Linked DNA regions of Homo sapiens: regions 2 and 3 are each linked to region 1. Evidence: chromatin loops called from intact Hi-C (ENCODE). Cell type or tissue: B cell. All regions are shown on one strand. Each heading gives the region's core, and the rest is flanking DNA. Links, peaks and the distances in the headings are about the cores only.

Region 1 (6,985 bases), core at 1,203-6,202:
GAAGAGGAATTTGAGAAGGCCTTGGAGGGAGCATTTTGACATATGGAGGTGGGGTTGAGACTCTGGGTGGCAAGAAGACATGGGTTAAGGTGTGGAAGTGGGCAGCTGAGGAGTGCGGTCAGAATGGAGAGTGGGACAATTGGACACACTGGGTCCTAGGACTGAAATGGCGTGTCTGAGCTATACATGAGGGTCCCCGCAGACCAGGTGGAAGCATGTGGACTTTATCCTGTAGGTGATTCTGGTAAGAGGTAAAATTGCCATGTAGCTGAGTGGTTTAGGGCACATGATCTGCAGTCGAATCAGATTATCTTGTATTCCAATCCCAGCTCTAAGACTTTGGTAACTGTATAACCACACATCCCTGAGCAGATTAAACGCTCCATACCTCACTTTTCTCATCATTGGAATGGAGGTAATAGGCCATGCATGGTGGCTTGCATCTATAATCCCAGCACTTTGGGAGGCCGAGACAGGACAATAGCTTGAGTCCAGGAGTTTGAGACCAGCCTGGACAATGTAGTGAGGCCTTGTCTCTATTAAGAAAAAAAAAAAAAGAAATGGAGATAATGATAGTATTTCCCTTCCATGTTTGTCTTGAGGAATAAAGGAGAATACAGGCAAAGCCCTCAATGCCTGACACTGGTCAGTGCTCAGTAATAGCTGTGATGCTCCTGGTGGTGAGGCCTGTATTTAAGGCTAGCCCAGAGGGACAGAGAGAGGACAGGGACACCAGTGGGGAGTCCACGAGAATCATGTGGATGAGATGCCACGCTGAGGTCCATGACGCTGTCCCCTGGGTTAACTGGCTGGAGTCCTCAGCAGGGCTGCAGGAAGGTGGGCAGAACCCCCTCCACTGAGTGGCCTTGAGTTTGTTCCTGGGTGACCAGCACCTGAAAAACCATTTTCAGAGGAGGATTGGTGGGATGGGGAGGAGACTGGGGAGAGATGGGGCTCAGCTTCTGACAGCCTGAGGGTAGTGGGGTGGGGCCCGGGAGAGATTTGGGAAGCTCAGGTCACTCATTGCTCGTGGTGCTGGAAGTTGCTGGTTTGGGTGAGGTCATGCACCAGCCTAAGAGAGAGGAAAGGTGCCCTGCAACCCAGGGAACCCCTTTTGAGCCAGACCCTTGGGAGAAGCAGCAGCCACAGGGGCTAAGGAAACCAAGGTAAGCAGTGGTCAGAGAAGGTGAGGGAAGAATGTGCTTCAAGGAGGGAGCAGTCAAGACAGCCCCGTCTGGGGAAACAGCCAGGTGAGGAGGTAGAGGTGGAGGAAAAGGCAGCACAGAGGCCATGGGCTTTGGCATTGAAGAGGCCACCTCTGTAGAATCTGCTTTGCAGAAGAGGGAACAAAACCCAAGCTGCGGCTAGATGAGGGATTAATTAATGGGATGGGGAAGTGGAAACAGAGGCAGGTGTCCTGTGACTGCTCAGCAGCTTGGCTGAGGAGAAGGGGGAACGATTTGTGGCAGCCAGACAGGGGAGGTTCGGAGCCTTCTGGGGATGGGATGACAGGGGTGATATTCTCATATTTCCAGTGGAGAAACTGAGGCTCAGAGGGTTAAGAAGCTTGTGCAAAGTCACGATAAATTATTGGGGGAAGGCAGCCCAAGATCTCTGACTCTTAATGTAGTAATTTTCTAAATGGACAATTGAAATAGTGTAATACACACACACACACACACACACGGATATTAGTTCTGATCATAGAAGTAAAACATGTGCATGGGAGAAACCTAGAAACATGTGCAAAAATGTAAGAGAAAAACACAAAAATCACCTGTAATTCTACCACACAGAGATAAATGTTTTTACCATTGTGTGTCATGACTTTCTACTTTTTTCCTCTGCAAGTATACGTAAATACATACTGGGATCATGTTGCACAAGGTGTTTTGTAAATCCCTTGTTTCATTTAGTAACATAGCATAAATGCTTTTCCATAAGAATAAATATTCCTTGAGAATTTTTTTTTCTCTTTTAGCTCACAGTCTAGGCAGGAAGATAAGACTTACAGATGGGATTCTACAGTAAGCAGTCAAGCAAAATTCATGAGGTGGTGGCGAAGTGGCTGCATCCCTGGACTGGGAGCACAGTGAGCTGGCTCTTTGGCTTCTGACTTGTCCACTGATTGGTTATGTGGCCTTCAGCACACATAACGTATTTGGGCCTCAGAATCCCAGATATCTCCAAAGGGTTATCAATGAGTCTCTCAAGGCAAGCTGTCATGATGACAAAAGTGTTGAGGGAGAGTCTTAGAAAATGAAACCATGCCGGGCACGGTGGCTCACACCTGTAATCTTAGTATTCTGGGAGGCTGAGGTGGGTGGATCACCTTAGGTCAGGAGTTCAAGACCAGCCTGGCCAACACGATGAAACCCCATCTCTAAAATACAAAAATGAGCTGGGCATGGTGGCACGTGTCTGTAGTCCCAGCTACTCGGGAGTCTGAGGCAAAATAATCACTTGAACCCAGGAGGCGGAGGCTGCAGTGAGCTGAGATCACACCACGGCACTTCAGCCTGGGCAACAGAGCGAAACTCCATCTCAAAATAAAACCCAACAACAACAAAAAGGAAATGAAACCACATTATCATCATGATTCCGCAGGTCAATTTCTTTATCTGAAACTTGGGAAGCGTGTTTACCTACCTTGCCTGCCAGGATTGGTGATAATCAAATTAGATTAATTATTATTTTTTTTGAGACGGAGTCTCGCTCTGTCACCCAGGCTGGAGTGCAGTGACATGATCTCAGCTCACTGCAGTCTCTGCCTCCTGGGTTCCAGCAATTCTTCTGCCTCAGCCTCCCAGGTAGCTGGGATTACAAGCATGTACCATTACGCCTGGCTAATTTTTGTATTTTTCATAGAGACAGGGTTTCACCATGTAGGCCAAGCTGGTCTTGAACTCCTGACCTCAGGTGATCCGCCCACATTGGGCTCCCAAAATGCTAGGATTACAGGCTTGGGCCACCATGCCCGGCCTAGATTAATTATGATGTCTAAAAACAACTAATATTTGGACAATGTTTTGCTGTTTACCCACATTATCTCACTTAATCATTCCAACAATCCTATGGGGTAGGTACTGTTTTTGTATTCTATGTTTCCGGATAAGGAAACCATGGCTTGGAGAGATGGTGTCACTTGCTCAAGGTCAAAGGTAGTGAGTGGTAGAGTTGGGATTCAAACGTAGCTCTCCTTGTTACTAAAGCCATGAATCTTTGCACTGTGCCATTGTGATGTGTGATGCAGGCCTGCAGAGCAGTAGAGGGACATGGAAAAGAGGAAAAGAGAAAAAAAAGAGTAGAAAGTCAAGCTGCTTCATCCTTGGTTTAGCCGTTGTCGTCCCAGGTACCAACATCTGTGGGGAGTTGCCGCCCCCTGGTGTTCTATATGTGATATGTCCTGGAAGGGAGGAGAGCTAGCAATCTGCTTGCTCCACAGTAAAAGTGGGAGGAAGGAGCTCAGAATACCCCAGCTTGTCCTTTTAGAGTCGGGACGGGGGGTGGTGGTGGGTGCATATTTCACCCAACAGTTCTGGGTAGAAGCTTGGTATATTTCAGCCCCTACTTGCTCCTTATCTGGGTGCCCTAGTGCAGGGTTAGTGGCCACTTTGACAATATTCTATTTCTGACTCAAGTGCTAGTTAGAAGGGTGTTACATCATAATTATTCTTTAAACTCTCCATTAATGTTTCATATGCTCTTCTGTATCTATGATACAACTCAATAGAAAAAATAGGATTTTTGGCAATTCTTAGGGAATAATTTTTACTCTGGGCCGAAAAAATTTGTCATTGGCATAGCATCAAATGGCAGAGTGGTACAGCCAACACCTGAAGATGTGTACTTTAAAGGGCTTTTTCACCTGTTACCTCATTTTACAGTACCATAGCCTTCCAAGGAAGGTATTTATTTTCATTTTACTTATGAGAAAATAGGCTCAAGATTCCCCCGACCCCGCCATCCACCTGTCTGAAACCAGGAAACTTTCCAGAATCCCACACTGCCCCATTGTGGCAGCCCTTATGGCTCACTCAGTAAATAGGCCATAGTGGCATGCCCAAATGAGATCCATGTTGCCTCCAAAATCTAATGTGATGCTTCTTTCTTTGTGATGGGAGATGCCAGATGCAACAACTATCCTTAATCTTACAAGGGATATTTTCATGTTCACCTTATAAACGATATTTTGATGTGCTAGAGAGCTCTGGAAGCAAGAAATTTCACTAAGGTGGTAGATTCCTTAGTTTTTGTTTGGGATTTGTTCCATACCATCTGGTATATATGTGTCTTACCAGCGTGTCTAGGGTATCAAGTAATACTCACCTAGTCCAATCAATATGATTTTATCGTGTAGTAGGCCAGCATGATCTCCTATGAAATGGGGAAATTATTAGGTCCTAGCAGGCTAGAGTTTGATAGAGGGCTGGACAGTTGATATAGCTTTGAGTGAAGAAAGTGAAGTTGTATTGTTAACTCCACCAGGTAAATGCATTCTGCTTCTAGAGGTCCCTACTGACTGACATTCCTAGCTCTCTGTCTTTGGATATCTTGTTCTATAGTGTACCAAGGATGTTTTGGCCTTTCTCCTTAATGTAATATAGGCCACCATTAAGTCCAAGTTTCAGTTAGCCAGCCCAGTAAGCTGTTATAGCCACTATCAGTTTCTTGAGCTAACATATCTGTATCAATGAATTCAGTGCAATCAAAAATTACATTTTTCTCTCTCTCTGGTATAACACTCTTGTAATCCACTTCCCTAAATATTTCCCAGGCTTTTACTAGTATAGCCTTGCAAAATGTATACTGGCAAAACCTTGCAGTTCTTTTGGTGTTTTTGATATCTATTCTTCTTTTTTTTTTTTTTTTTTTTTTTTGAGATAGAATCTTGCTCTGTCACCCGGGCTGGAGTGCAGTGGCGCGATCTTGGCTCACTACAACCTCCATCTCCTGGGTTCAAGCAATTCTCCTGCCTCAACCTCCCGAGTAGCTGGGATTACAGGCACCCACCAGCTAATTTTGTATTTTTAGTAGAGATGGGGTTTCGCCATGTTGGCCAAGCTGGTCTCGAACTCCTGACCTCAGGTGATCCACCCGCCTCGGCCTCCTGAAGTGCTGGGATTACAGGCATGAGCCACTGCGCCTGGCCCCCTATTCTTTGTTAATTTGTATAAATTTAAGGTTGTACAAGTGTAGTTTTGTTACATGGATATTTTGAGTAGGCAAAATCTGGGCTTTTAGTGTATCCATCACCTGAATAGTGTACATTGTACCCATTAAGTAATTTCTCATCCCCCACCCTCCTCCCACTCCTCCACCCAATGTCTATCATTCCACACTCTATGCCCATGTGTACACATTATTTAGCTCCCACTTGTAAGTGAGAACATGTGTTATTTGACTGTTTCGGAGTTGTTTCACTTAGGATAATGGCCTCTAGTTCCATCCGTTTTGCTGTAAAAGACATGATTTCATTCTTTTTTTTTTTTTTTTTAATTTGAGACAGAGTCTCGCTCTGTCGCCCAGGCTGGAGTGCAGTGGTGGGATCTCGGCTCACTGCAAGCTCCGCCTCCCGGGTTCACGCCATTCTCCTGCCTCAGCCTCCGGAGTAGCTGGGACTACAGGTGCCCACCACAACGCCAGGCTAACTTTTTGTATTTTTAGTAGAGATGGGGTTTCACCATGTTAGCCAGGATGGTCTCGATCTCCTGATCTTGTAATCCGCCCGCCTCGGCCTCCCAAAGTGCTGGGATTACAGGTGTGAGCCACCGTGCCTGGCCAATTTCATTCTTTTTATGGCTGCATAGTATTCCATTGTGTATATATACCACATTTTCTTTATTCAGTCATCCATTTGGTTCCTATTCTTGAGTCACACTTTGTAGTCCGGTAGTCCTTCTTTCTCTTTGGATCTACTGTGATTTGAGTATTATTATGTGCCTGGAAGGAATGATGGATCATGCATATGGATTTTGAAAAGAATCAGTATGCCTCTTCAAGGTGATTACCTCTAGAAAGATAACTATAGAATCTTCTGGAAAGGGGCAGCTAACACCTTCAGATGAGAGGAAGGGCTGGTTTTCATGGCAAAAGAGAACTAGTATAATTTGGGGGCTCAAGGGGGTTTAAATCTACCGAAATGCCCCTATTACAATTCTCAGAATCTGTCTTTTTCTATCAACAATATAACTTTATATTTAAAAAGCAAGGCTGTGAATTTAATTTATATGTAATTTAGTCAACCACAGGAACAGATTCTGGTTTTCATAAATCTAGACTTTGCACTACAAAAAATAAGGGATTCCCTCAAGTTGGTCATATTTTCTGGCTTTCTACCTATGTAGCCAGCTGAGAATTTAAAGCTCTGACTTTGCCATATTATTTCTCCAACATGCTCAGAAGAAGCCAGCCCGTCCTATAGTCTTTGTATTCCTTATTTCTATCATAATGTTCTTTTTTAAATCTATTTTTTATTCCTCCTTTCTTTGCCAACCAAGAAGCAGCACTGGAATTTTTATGATAATGTTCTATTACTATAGCTACTTAGTAATAAGTAGCTTATTAAGGTAATTTTACACAGTATTTAAAATAATATATGCAACCCATCATGTGAGGTCAGGTGTGAAATTCTCCTCTTGTGGCGTCATGTTAGAGCTCAAAAAGTTCTAGGCGTTAGACAATTGTGGATTAAGCTACTAATTACTAGCCTTGTCATTGATAGGTCCTTGATTATAACCATTTGTAGGTAATAATTTAAGTAACTGCATTAATGTTGCATCCCATGGACTAGCAGTATCCCCTTTTCCACATGGATATGACAGCCACATATCATAAGAGGACATGAACAGATCTGAGTGATGCCAGGGGTGGGTTGTGTCAAACCCAGTTTAGGTGCCTCCTTAGATTTGCTCATGTCGCCTGCTCCAGGATCCCCCACCTTTTGTTCAATGGAGAGCCCCGTCCCCCGCCCCTCCCCCACCCA
Region 2 (6,985 bases), core at 1-5,000, 300 kb before region 1:
CTGCCTCCTTTGCCTTCTCTAGGAATGGGGGACAAGTTGTCCACATGACTTCCTTGGTGCCTACAAACTACAGCATGACTTGTCCTGGACTCCGTATGAGGACATTGAGAAGCAAGATGCTAAAATCAGCATGATGGACACGTTGCTAAGCCAGTCAGTGGCCCTGCCTCCGTGCACTGAACCCAACTTCCAGGGACTGACTCACTGAGAGTGGGCTTTGACAAACAGCTCTCACAGGACCTGGCTGTCAACCTCCTTGTTGCCCCCACTGTTGCCTTGAGAATTGAAGACATGTAGGTGACTCACAAACTTCTTGGAAAGAGACCCTGTGTGAATGTAAATGCTGTCATTATGACTTTTAATTGGGATGGGAATAATCATTGAGACAGAGTCACTGTCTTTCGGGATCCTCTTTGGACCACAGATACCCAAGTCAGTCAGTTTCAGAGTATTGGCCAGTGTACTTTCCTTCTTCCTCTCCATCACTTCTTCCCTTAAGTTAAAGTGTTAGAGAAGACCTTCTTCCCATAAAAAGGTTGGTGGATCGTTTTCCAGAGAGAACTGTTTTCAGTCTTTTATATATATATATATATATATATAACTGGTAGTATTTAACATTGGGGTTGAGGCTGTCTCACAGTTGGTGCAACTCCAGTTTAAAATTCATCTGGGAACGAGAATGTTGAGTAATGGAGGGTGATTTAAAAAACAACAACAACAACAAAAAAAAAAACACTTGGCTTGGCTGGACCAGAGAGTGTGTGATTCTGGGATTTCTGTGCTGTTGATGAGGTTTGTCTTGCCCCTTTTGCTCTCTCTGCCTTGCTAGAGTGACAGAATCTGAGGCAGCAAAGGCCAGGTTTGGGGAGAGTCAACTTTGAAACTCACAAATTTTAGACTTGGAAGAGACATTGGATGCTGCCACTAATCATTATAGAGTCCACTGTGTAGTCTCCCAAGTTGGAAATCCCAGGCTCAGCCACCTGCAGCAGAACAAACCCATTTAAATGGCTACTTAACACTGTGGAAGAGAGTAAGGCAGTAGAGTGAGAAGCAAGAAAAACAGCCAAATTGTTGACTGTGAGTTAACTCAGATTGAAATCCATTTTGACCAGAATTATTCAAGAACTTAACAGGGTTTTGGCAAAATTACTGTAGTTCTTATTCTGACTAGGCTCTTGTAGGACTCTACCTTCTTTCCTATCTGTTTGGTGGAATTAGCTAAGTTTATGGATTATTTCGCATGGCTATAATCTATTGCAATATGCTGTAAAAGGAGGGAGAGATGTGTACTTGAACTGACAATTGGCCAAATTTCTCTCTGGGAATGATGTTCCTGATGCTGATCTGTTTGGTAATACCCTCCCCGGGCCGCCCCCCGATTCATGGTCTTTCCTCATAAACTGCATTTCTTGTGAGCTGTAAGAGGTCTACCTAAGGCCTAGCACAGGATGGGGCTAGAATCTAACAAACTCACTCCGATGATACTTGGTTGCTCGGTTCACATGGGAATGCTCTTTGGACTCAGCTGCAGAGGTCTTTTGCTCAGGTGCTGCAGAGCCGGATGGAAGAGACATTAGTGGTAGAGTAGTGGATTCTGACTACAGAAAGTTTCCCAGGTTTTCAGAAGGTTCTGACCTGCATGATGATGACACATTTTGAATAGGTGCTTTATTAGTTACAGATAAACAAATTACTGCAAACTTAATGGTTTAAAGCAACACCTATTTATTTCAGAGCTTACAGGTTAGGAGTTCAGGCACCATTTCATTGAGTCCTCTGCTTCACAGTTTCTCTGAAACCCTGGAAGGCTGAAATCAAGTTATTGGTCAGGGCTGTTCTTATCTGAAGGCCTGAGTGGGGAAGGATCTGCTTCCAAGCTCACTTAAATTGTTAGCAGAATTTCTTTTCTTTCCTTTCTTTTTTTTTGAGACAGAGTCTCGCTGTATTGCCAGGCCTGAGTACAGTGGCTCAATCTCAGCTTACCGCAACCTCCGCCTCCTGGTTCAAGTGATTCTCCTGCCTCAGCCTCCTCAGTAGCTGAGATTACAGGCGCACGCCACCATGCCCAGCTAATTTTTTTATTTTTAGTAGAGACAGGGTTTCACCATGTTGGCCAGGAGGGTCTCTATCTCTTGACCTCATGATCCACCTGCCTCAGCCTCCCACAGTGCTGGCGTTTGAGCCACCATACCTGGCCTGTTGGCAGAATTTCAATTCCACAAGGGTTGCTGGCTTCCGGGGTTCCACTAGCTGACTGTTGGCTGGAGGTTGCCCTCACTTCCTTGCCACACGAGCCTCTATAACATGGCAGCTTTCTTAAGCAAAGTAAACAAGGATTAGAGTCTGCTAGCCAGATGGAAGTTACAGTCTCATGTAGTCTGATCACAGAAGTGACATTTCATCACCTTTGCCGTAATCTTTTGGTTGGAAGCAAGTCACTAGGCTAGCCCATATTCAAGGGAGGGAGTTATACAAAGGCATGTATACCAGAAGGCAGACATCATTGAATCATTGAACAGATCCTAGAATCTATCTGCCACAGTGCTCAGTTGAGAAGAAGAAAGGAAAATTCTAGGTAAAAAAGGCAATATTACTAAGTGGTTAAGTGTGATGATGTCAAAGTCACAGATCTGCACTTGACTGTCAACTCTGACAAGACAGCCTCCCAGCTGGCATCCCTGCTTCCCCCTCTGTCCCCTCTCCAATCCATTCTGCATGCAGTCATCAGCTTGATCATTTGAAAATGCCAAATCTCCCTCACTCTTGACATTTCCTAACCTAAAGAGTGGGAGAGTAGTGATTGAAAAGAGAGAAACTGCCTTCTGTTCAGTAAGATGTACTCCCTGCACTGACCACCAAGGGGTGTCATTGCTCTTTCCTGGTTAAGCCAGTTACCACACTTGGGAAGGGCTAGTGGCAATGTGAGGTGATTTGGGGCACCTCAGAATGGGAAACTAGGACCCAGTGATTATATACAGTAATCACTTTTCATTTACCCATCCATCTGTTCACCTGATAATTTCATTAGTGTTAAGTGCCTTCTAGGTTCCAGGTTCTGGTGAATAATGGAGCTGAATAAGAAATCACAATTTCCAGGGAGCTCACAGTATAGTAGGGAAGGAAACAAGTTAACAATTACAAGATGCTCTAAGAAGGGGTGTGATAGAGGTACGCATGGAATACTATGGAGCTCCGGGGAGGGGTTCCTTACTGAGCTTGGAGAATTTGGGAAGACACTTGGAGGAGCTGATGCCTGCTTGGTGTTGAAAACCATACAAGTTAGAACTTTCTGGAGGCTCCAATTGCCCTTTCATAGGAAGTTTGTCTTTTGGGGGTTGGGGTAGGGTTCATTTTTGGATGGAGTTTATTTGTGAATGAAGAAAGTGACAACCATTTAAGCCATATCAACCAAAGCAGTCCTGGCAATGAGGAGGGGTGGAGTGAGATATGTCCTGGCTAGAAAATCCTTGTGTTTAAAAGCTAGGAGATAGTTGAAGACAGGGAGGAAAAAACATTCCAGACAAAAAATAACATGGAAGGGACATTGACCAGAATTGACACGACATTTGGGGAATCGCAGCCAGTTAAACAGGAGAATATGGACTGGGGAATATGAGAGAAGAACTAATGGAAGGATTTGGGGAGGCTGGTAATATTGGCAGCAGAGTTTGGGTAGAGGGAAGACAGGAGATTCCATCCCTAATCAAGGCAAGGGATGATGGGAGTCTGAATTAAGCAGTAGTAGAATGAGAGGGCCTGTATTTCACCAATTACAAGGTGTACTTCCCCCCCCCCCCCCCCCACATTTTGGTGTCTGTCAAACTTGGACACTTCTAAAAGTCAATGGCATGTCACAGTTTAAGTGGCATTTTTTCTTTCTTAGAGCTACATAAAAGAATCATAACAAGCTGGGCGCAGTGGCTCACGCCTGTAATCCCAGCACTTTGGGCGGCTGAGGCGGGCGGATCACGAGGTCAGGAGATTGAGACCATTCTGGCTAACATAGTGAAATCCTGTCTCTACTAAAAATACAAAAAATTAGCCGGGCGTGGTGGCGGGCGCCTGTAATCCCAGCTACTCGGGAGGCTGAGGCAGGAGAATGTCGTGAACCTGGGAGGCGAAGCTTGCAGTGAGCCGAGATTGCACCACTGCACTCCAACTTGGGCAACAGAGCAAGACTCCATCTCAAAAAAAAAAAAAAAAGAATCATAACATAGCATCTTACATTTGATGAAGCATGGCACATTGAAAGTACAATCGATTGCCATCTTGTTAATAAAATGTCAGAGGGATTAGAGGAAAGACTCTTAGATGATGCTTGAATTTCTGGCTTGAGTGTCTGCATTGAATAGTGGGGATCCCCTCAACAAAATTTTCAGGAGGAGGAGGATATCCCTGTTATTTTCCAGAATAATCAGTGATACTCTGTGATATTGATAATCTACCTTGTTGGCCCTTACCAAATTACTGGGTGTGAGTAACAGCTGACTGTAGCTCCCTTTCTCTACCCTAGTGCTCTGGAAGGAGGAAAGGAGAGCTGGCTTGTATCTTACTTTCTCAAGTTATCAGTCCACAAACATGAAGAGTATTAGTGTTACAGATACAAAGATGATAACTACTGTCTTATGAGCCTTTATTCTGCTAAGTGTATCCATTATCTCTTTTAATCTTCACACAACCCACCATCAATGAGGTATATAGTATTCTTATGTTACACAGCAGGAACATCTCAGAGATTCTGAAACTGGCCCGTGGTTATACAGATGGGAAGTGGTAGAGGTCAGATTCAGACACAGTCCTGTTTGAGTCTGACCATAACCTTAATCCTGTTTGGGCCAATTAAGACAGTCGTAAAAGATCTCAGTATAGAGCTATAAAGAAGTTAAATCACAAAAGTGATAAAGTAAGTTTTTTTTTGTTTGTTTGTTTTTTTGAGACAGTCTCACTGTGTTACTCAGGCTGGAGAGCAGTAGCTCAGTCATAGCCCACTGCAGCCTTGAACTCCTGGGCTCAAGCGATCCTCCTGCCTTAGCCTCCCAAGTAGCCAGGACTACAGATATACACCAACATGTCCAGCTAATTAAACATTTTTTTTTTTGTAGAGATGAAGACTCACCATGTTGCCCAGGCTAGTCCCAAATTCCTGGCCTCAAGCAGAATAAGATGTTTATATGAGATACTATTGGAGTAGTTCACTTGAGCATTTAGTGATAGGTATGTAGAGGATGTATATCAAGGTATAGAGAAGTAACTTATTTAAGGTCATACAACCTATAAACAATTGAGCTCATATCTCTGGCATTAAAGCCTGGATATAGAACCCCCATCAGAAGATAGGGTTCATTTGTTCCTTTAAGGAGCTGGAGCTTGGGAGGAAGGAGCTACAATGTGCCTGGAAAAATTTCATTTCTGTAGTCTTAAACAGCATTTGATTCAGTGGAGCAGTCTGTACTTGAAAGCTTTTTTCTTCATTTTGATTTGTAATATTATCATCTACTGCTTTTCTCTACTTCACTGACTGTACCTTTTCTGTGTCCTGCTCCTCCTCTTCCTGACATCTACATTCTGAGGCCAAGTCTATGGCCCCCTCCTCTTTATCTCTGCTAAGTGGTCTAATCCATTCCCCAGGCTTTAAATGCTGTCCACGCGCTGCTGACTCGCATACATATCTCCAGCCCTCATCAGTCCCCAAGTTTCATGCACACTTGTTTGTCCAACAGCCTTATTTGATATCTCTACTTGACTTGTAGTCATTACAAATTTAACGTGTCCAAATCTAAACTCTTGAGTTCATCCCCAAAACCTGTTTCACCACCAGGCCTCTCTCTTTCCATCAGCACCTGTCTCACACTGTTGTGGCAGCCACAACAAGAATGACCTAAGTCATTCTTGATTTCTCTTGTTCTCCCCATACCAGTCAGCAAGTCCCAGCTCTGCCTTCAAAATGTATCCCAAATGTGACTGCTTCTCTTCACCTCACCCCTTTCCCCCTTAGTCCAAGCCACCAACATGTTCAGCCTGGACAATGCAGTGATCTCCTAACTTGCCTCCCTGCTTCCACAGAGGCTGTCAGCAGCATCTTTTAAAACTACAAGGCCAGGCACGGTGGCTCATGCCTGTAATCCCAGCACTTTGGGAGGGTGAAGCGGGCGGATCACGAGGTCAGGAGATCGAGACCATCCTGGCTAACACGGTGAAACCCCGTCTCTACTAAAAATACAGAAAATTAGCTGGGCGTGGTGGCGGGTGCCTGTAGTCCCAGCTACTCGGGAGGCTGAGGGAGGAGAATGGCGTGAACCCGGGAGGCGGAGCTTACAGTGAGCAGAGATCGTGCCACTGCACTCCAGCCTGGGCCACAGAGCGAGACTCCGTCTCAAAACAAACAAACAAACTACAAGCCAGATCACAACACTTCTGTTAAAAAAAAAAATCCCAGAATTTCTCATTTCTTCCCTAGATTCTATGTGATCTGCCACTCTCAGGACTCAGCATGTTCCTGCTTTGCTGACCTTGCTGTTCTTCCCACACACCAAGCTCATTGCCGCTCATTTACATTTGCTGTCTCATCTGCTTGGAGCATTGCCTCCAGGGTCTTTGCAGGTTTGTGTCTTCTCATCCTTTAGGTCCCTGCTGAAATACCACTTCCCTGATTACCCTATCAGAAATACCAACCCTTCTCACATTAAAGTGGTTCTGATTCTGCTTTGTTTTCCACAGCATTTAGCACAACCAGAAATGATTTATGTTTTGCTTCTGTTTATAAGTTCTCTGATTATAAGTTCTGTGAGGACAGAGACTGTCTTTGTCTTGTTTACTGCTGTCTCGAGCATCTAAAATAGTGCCTGGCGCATGATAAACACTCTTAATAATGAATAAGTGGGCCAGGCATGGTAGCTTATGCCTGTAATCCCAGCACTTTGGGAGGCCAAGGCAGGCAGATCACTTGAGGTCAGGAGTTCAAGACCAGCCTGGCCACCAGGGT
Region 3 (6,985 bases), core at 938-5,937, 160 kb before region 1:
GCCCAGCTGGTCTCAAACTCCTGACCTCAACTGATCTGCCCGCCTTGGTCTTCCAAAGTGCTGGGACTACACCCTCATAAATTTATTTCTGAAAGTATTGTGCAAGATATGACTTCTGGACTCTCTTTGTATGGGTTAGTAGGTCTTAAATGACAAATCCATTGTAACATTCAAATTTTCCCAAGCCTTTGAACCCCTTCCTCTACATTAAACCAGAGAGATCGGGCATTTCCAACTCGCTCATCATGGGCCACCTTTTGATCCATGTTTCAGCCAAAAAACAAATGATTAGAGCCCTAACTTCCCCAAGAGGCAACATTAAATGCAGAATCTCTGCTTAGTGGGTCCATATCAATAAATTAGGCCTGTAAAGAAGGAGCAGGATTGGAAAATAATAAATTAGGCCATCCAACTTTATGTTCCTTCTGCCATTATTATATACTTTTAATATCCATTCCCACACATTCCCTAAATTTATGCTTATATAAGAAGAAAACTCAAATAATTCTTTTGGAATATAACATATCTTCTCATGAGCCATAAATCACTTTAAGGGCCTGCTGGGACTTGAGTCTAGTTAGGGGTGTAGAAGAAAGAGGAGAGGTGGGGATGAGTCCTGAGAAGAATCAACATTATCTTGCTTAGCAACTGCTTTAGTGGAGGCCACTACCATCCCTCAGGCAATTTAGGATTAATCCCATTGGGCAGAGGTAGAAAAGCCAGTACCACTGCAGTGGGGGAGGTCATTTTTGTTGGGAGTAAGGAAGCCACTTTTGCTGGGGTTGGGGAAGCCACTTCTGTTGAGAGTAGGCAGGCAACTTTTTCTGGGGGTGGAAAGAACTCTTCCACTAGCAAAAGAGACTTATCAGGATTTAAGACTCAATGTCCTCAGCTTCATTAGGGTCTTCCCCTAAGTCCCCATCCTAATATATTGGATGGGACATTATTTCCCAATGAATACCCTCACTTCAACAGTAGGCAGGGTGTAAGGCTGCCTACTTACACCCTGTAGTAAGGCTGCGTGTTCAATTTGCATTGTAATTCAGCCAATTACAAGATGAAATCTTCTGTTTCATTTGCAGCAATTTCAGTACTGAGGTTTTAGGAGATAAGGCTCTCCCTCAGGGCACATGTAGAAGCTCTTAGATCATTTATTTGAAGCTCAAGCTGGTAATTTGAATCTCTGAGCTCATCCTCCTCTTTCACCATTTTGTTCAGTGACATTAGGAGCAACCAACCAATGGCATTATATTCCTTGGTTTTCCAAAAACGTTTGAAAGTATCATATACAGAGTTACTTAGGTTTTTACTTCTTATATTTGGTAAACTAGGAGCATCTAATGCATATCTTTATAAATAGTTCATGCAATAGACTACTATAGAGTCCTTAGCATCTTGAAATCTAAGATGATTGAAGAGCCAATTCCATAAGCCCCAAAACCAATTCAGCAAACTCATCCTTAAAATTCTGTTGCTCTAGAACCACTCTCAGTATCGAAATCTGCATTAGTCAGGGTTCTCGAAAAAACCAGAACCAATAAGATATTTATACAGATATTAAGGGCAGATATATTATAAGAATTGGTTCAAGTGATTGTAGAGGCCAAGAAGTCCGTCCCATGATATACTGCCTGCACACTGGAGAAACAGGAAATATGGTAGTGAAATTCAGTGTGAATTTGAAAGCCTGAGAAACAGGGGAGCCAATGATATAACTCCCAATCCAAGGCTGGGGGCCTGAGACCCAGGTGGCTGCTGCTCTGACTCCTGAAGTCTGAAGGCCTAAGAATCAGGAGCTCCAATGTCCAAAGGAAGGAAATGGATGTCCCAGCTAAAGAGAGAGAGAGAGAATTCCCCCCTCCTCTACCTTTTTATTCCATTCAGATGGGCCCTCAATGAGTTGGATAAGACCTGCTAACACTAGGGTGGGTGAATCATTTTTACTCAGTACGCTGACCCAAATGCTAATCTCTGGGAATACTCTAAAAACATACCCAGAAATAATGTTTTACTAGCCATTTGGGTCTTCCTTAACCCAGTCAAGTTGACACATAAAATTAACCATTATACCATTCAAAGCCTGCCAGACACATCCTCTGACCCAGGTGCCCAGCTTGGGGGTGGAAGAGATCCAGTATAGGAAGTAGGTATTTTGAGAGCACATTCAAGGCAGACTTAGGAAACAAAATCCCAAAGGCAGCCAAAAGAATACTAATTTGAATCCTCCAAAAAGGTTATCTTCAAACTGGGTATTCATACCTGTGGATGTCCAAAAAAATTTCCAAGGAATATGTGAACATATTTAGCTTTAAGGGAATCGATGTCCAAATCCCGATCTTTACTTTCTGCATGTACTCTTTTCAAAAACTAATCTTCCTGAGAGGAGTAACATCAGTAATACAGCATAATAGGACATCTCAGACCTTGTTCCTCCATAGACACTGACTTAATATATGGTCCAAAAAGCTTTTATGAGAATTCTAGAAACTAGTGCCTGAGGCAAGTTCAAAGTCAAGAACAGCTATATTAAAATGGGTAAGAAGAAACATTTTCATTTAACCTACAATAGCCCTTTCCCAAAGCCAGTACAGCTTGGTGCTTTCAGGAGTAAATGCCCAACTTGAAGCTTCTACCTTGAGAGTGAAACAGAAGAGTAGAATGTGCGTCCAACATTCAGGCTTTTCAGGGGGCTCCCTGAGGGACCGGTTTCTGTCTTGCCTGACACTGAGTGCTGATAAAGTTAAAAAAAAAATTATATATATATATATATATACACACACGTATATATATACATATATGTGTATATGTATATGTGTATATATACACATATATACACATATATACATATATACACATATATATACATATATACACATATATATACACATATATACACATACACACACACACACACACACACACATATATATATATACATACATACATACACATCCCCTGGGGACTGCTGAGAACAAGAGACATCAACAGCTTGTTGTAGACCCTGAGAACTTGCAGTACTGTAGACAGACACCAGAGAGAGCAAGAGACCACAAGCTTCTGAAAAGACACCAGCAAACCTCTCGAATTGGGAAATCACAGGCACAAGCCCAAGAATACGTATCTCCAGAAAAGGTTTGAGAGACCACTCCCCCAAACTGTTAGTTGAGCTGAATGTTTAAGGTTTTCCCCTTTATGAAGCCAATCCATTAAAACTGGAAGACATGGTCATTTTTTCAAATCCACAAACTCTTGCAAAAAATAACAAGACATATGATGATAGTGGGAAACATGGTCCAGAGGACCAACTATGTATCAGAAATGGAACCCTAAAGAAACAGAGATCTATGAATTACCTGACAACGAATTCAAAATAATCATCTTAAAGAGGCTCAGTGGGCTACAAGAGAATCAGATACACAAATGAAACCAGGAAGTGACCCATAAAAACCAGAATACCAACAAAGACGCAGAGGCCGGGTGCAGTGGCTCAGGCCTGAAATTCCAGCACTCTGGGAGGCTGAGGCAGGAGGATTACATGAGCCCAGGTGTTTGAGACCAGCCTGGGCAATAGAGTGAGACCCTGTCTCTAAAAAGAAAAAAAAGAATCTGTTAAGAAAAAGACCAAATGGAAATTCTGGAGTTGAAAAAAACAATAACTGAATTGAACAATTCACTAGAAGGGATCATAACAGATCTAATTGAGCAGAAGAAACAATCAGGAAATTTGAGACAGGTTATTTGAAATTACTGAGTCAGGGGAAACAAAAGAAAAGATGAAGAAAAGTTAAGAAAGCCTAAGGGACTTATGGGATACAATATATGATCCAAAGAAGCCATCCCTGAGACACATAATAAACTGTCAAAAGTCAAAGAGAGACTCTGAAGGCAGCAAGAGTAAAGTGACTCATCAAGCACAAGGGAGCTCTTATAAAATTATCAGCAGATTTCTCAGCAGAAACCTTACAGGACAGAAGGGAGTGGGATGATATATTCAGAGCACTGAAAGAAAACCTGCCAAGCAAGAATAGTATTCAGGAAAACTGTCCTTCAGAAACGAAGGACAGAAATTTGGTTTCCGGTCCAGCATGTAAGGAGCTTAGAAGGTAACACTCCATCTAAACAGGTTAAAAGGCTGAGCAACAATAACAAAACCAAACAAAAGCTGAACAACTCTTCTTAGATTTGTTAGAGGAATGAGACCACTAGGCAGATTGCTGCCGCCAAAATTGGAGAGACAGGAAATACAGGCAGTCACAAGTTACTGGAAATGCAACAGATGAGCAGAAGCCTCTACAGGAGGTTTGAAAACAGGAATAGGAAAACCTAAACTGTAACTGCCCCAATTTTTGGAGAAACAGTGTGGACAACTCAGAGAGTTAAAAATTCCACCAGGGGCCAGGCATGGTGGCTCACACCTGTAATCCCAACACTTTGGGAGGCTGAGGTGGGAGGATTGCTTGAGCTCAACAGTTTAAGACCAGGCTAGGCAACATGGCAAGACCCCGTCTCTTTAAAAACTTTAAAAATTAGCTGGGTTTGGTAGTGCACTCCACTAGTCGCAGCTCCTCAGGAGGCTAAGGCAGGAGAATCGCTTGAGCCCAAAGGGGTTGAGGCTGCAGTGAGCCATGAGCATGTCACTGCACTCCAGTCTGGGTGACAGAGCAAGACCCTGTCTCAAAAGAAAAAAAACATTCCAGGGGTACTGAGTTATGGAGATGCCCCAACACTTTTGTGATTTTTACCTCTCAGAGCTCTACCAGATCCTCACAGTAAATCTCAGAGAAAAATCCCTTCATGCTTCTAGCAGAGGGAGGGGAAATAAACCATTTTGCAGTATGCCAAAGCATTCTGTTGTTTTTAAAAAGGTCTACCCTCAGGAGAAAGAATTTTGCCAGAGCCTAACCTACCCCAGGGAAGGGAAATACCCAACTCCAGCAGTCTGCAGCCTCCCACCTGGGGGAAAGGAAATACCAACTCCAGCTTCCTCTAAGCTTCCCTGTAGGAGAAGGGAGATACCCAACTTCAGTCTCCTCTAGTGGTTTTGCCCCCACCTAAGGGGAAAAAACAAAAGCTGAGAAGCACTGGTGAAGTTCACAGCCTAGACCCAAAGCCTCACCAAAAAACTGAGACCTAATAATAGAACTGTAGAACACTTCTCCCTCCTGCAACACCGCACTTCTACATTACTAAAGATCTATATCTTTTTTTTTCCCCCAAGACGGAGTCTCACTCTGTCGCCCAAGCTGGTGTGCAGTGGCTCAATTATAGCTCACTGTAGCCTCAAATTCCTAGGCTCAAGTGCTCCTTCTGCCTGAGCCTCCCAAATAGCTGGGACTACAGACATGCTTAGTTAAGGTTTTGTTGTTGTTTGTTTGTTTAGAGATAGGTCTCACTCTGTTCCCCAGGCTCTAAAGGCCTATTTACCACAGTTCCATTTACCCAGTACAAAACTGCTCATTTTTTTCCAACAAAAAAATTAGAAGGCACATTAAAAGAAAAAAAACCACAGCTTGAACAAATAGTGCAACCATCAGAAGCAGACACAGACATAGCAGGGATGTTGGAATTCCCCTAATCGGAATTTAAAACTACTATTGTGTCTGAAATTGGTGGGCTCTTGGTCTCACTGACTTCAAGAATGAAGCTGCGAACCCTCGCGGTGACTGTTAACAGTTCTCAAATGTTGTGTGTCCAGAGTTGATTTCTTCTGATGTTCAGACGTGTTCAGAGTTTCCTCCTTCTGGTGGGTTTGTGGTCTTGCTGGCTTCAGGAGTGAAGCTGCAGACCTTCACGGTGCTACAGCTCATAAAGGCAATGGGGACCAAAACAGTGGGCAGCACCAAAATTTATTGCAAAGAGCAAACGAACAAACCCTCCACACCACAGAAGAGCAGCCAAGCACATTGCCACTGCTAGCTCCGGCAGCCTGCTTTTATTCCCTTATCTGACCCCACCCACATCCTGCTGATTGGCCCATTTTACAGAGAGCTGATTGGTCCATTTTACAGAGAGCTGATTGGTCTGTTTTACAGAGAGCTGATTGGTCCATTTTGACAGGGAGCTGATTGGTGCATTTACAATCCCTGAGCTAGACACAGAGTGCTGATTGGTGTATTTACAATTCTCTAGCTAGAGGTAAAAATTCTCCAAAACCCCACCAGATGAACTAGACACAGAGCACTGATTGGTGCATTTACAAACCTTGAGCTAGACACAGAGTGCTGATTGGTGTATTTACAATCCTTCAGCTAGACATACAGTTTCTCAAAGTCCCCACCAGATTAGCTAGATACAGAGTGCTGATTGGTGCATCCACGAGCCCTGAACTTGAGACAGAGTGCTGACTGGTGCATATACAATCCTCTGGCTAGACATAAAAGTTCTCCAAGTCCCCATCCAACTCAGGAGCACAGCTGGCTTCGCGGAGTGGATCCCGCTCCAGGGCTGGGTGCGGAGATGCCTGCCAGTCCCGTGCCATGCACCTGCATGCCTCAGTCCTTGCACAGTTGATGGGACTGGGCACTGCGGAGCAGGGGGCGGCACCCGTCGGGGAGGCTGGGGCTGCGTGGGAGCCCACCGCCACAGGGCTTGGGCATGGTGGGCTGCAGGTCCTGAACCCTGCCCTGCAGAGAGGCAGCTGAGGCCTGGTGAGAATTCGAGTGTGGCCCAGGCCGGCAGTGCTGGGGGACCCGGCGCCCCCTCCGCAGCTGCTGGCCCGGGTGCTAAGCCCCTCACTGCCCTAAGCCAGCGGCGCCAGCCGGCCACTCTGACTGCGGGGCTCAGAGCCCACACCCACCCGGAACTCACGCTGGCCCGCTAGTGCTGTGGGCAGCCCCAGTTCCCGCCCGCGACTCTCCATGCTCACCTCCCTGCAAGCAGAGGGAGCTGGCTCCAGCCTCGGCCAGCCCAGAGAGGGGCTCCCACGGTGCAGCGGCAGGCTGAAGAGCTCCTCAAGCATGGCCAGAGCGGATGCCAAGGCCGAGGA

What was found. Peaks named below come from ENCODE experiments on the same cell type or tissue, not always from the same donor. Only the 100,000 strongest peaks of a DNase experiment are listed, where the experiment ranks them.
Region 2: it touches region 1 in a loop (31-fold over the local background); 74 of 110 quality-filtered maps call a loop at or near these places.
Region 3: it touches region 1 in a loop (31-fold over the local background); 109 of 110 quality-filtered maps call a loop at or near these places.

Annotation. Positions count from the first base shown.
Region 1 is chr1:43,070,434-43,077,418 of GRCh38, forward strand. No RefSeq gene overlaps it. Among named protein-coding and RNA genes, the nearest start is that of CFAP144, 74 kb to the right of the region's middle. RefSeq lists an enhancer at 1-28 and a silencer at 3,454-3,503. In B cell, for the core only: CTCF peaks have their summits at 3,365 (motif pointing left) and 3,564; DNase peaks (open chromatin) are centred at 2,578 and 3,378; H3K27ac peaks cover 1,093 bases.
Region 2 is chr1:42,775,187-42,782,171 of GRCh38, forward strand. C1orf50 (chromosome 1 open reading frame 50) reads left to right here. Exons shown (of 5, transcript NM_024097.4): 5 at 23-4,305. The coding sequence ends at 208. TMEM269-DT (TMEM269 divergent transcript) reads right to left here. Exons shown (of 4, transcript NR_133055.2): 3 at 1,478-1,638; 4 at 627-983. Among named protein-coding and RNA genes, the nearest start is that of TMEM269-DT, 6.2 kb to the right of the region's middle. In B cell, for the core only: CTCF peaks have their summits at 2,850 and 3,051; a DNase peak (open chromatin) is centred at 2,875.
Region 3 is chr1:42,910,514-42,917,498 of GRCh38, forward strand. No RefSeq gene overlaps it. Among named protein-coding and RNA genes, the nearest start is that of SLC2A1, 45 kb to the right of the region's middle. In B cell, for the core only: CTCF peaks have their summits at 3,046 and 3,248; a DNase peak (open chromatin) is centred at 3,048.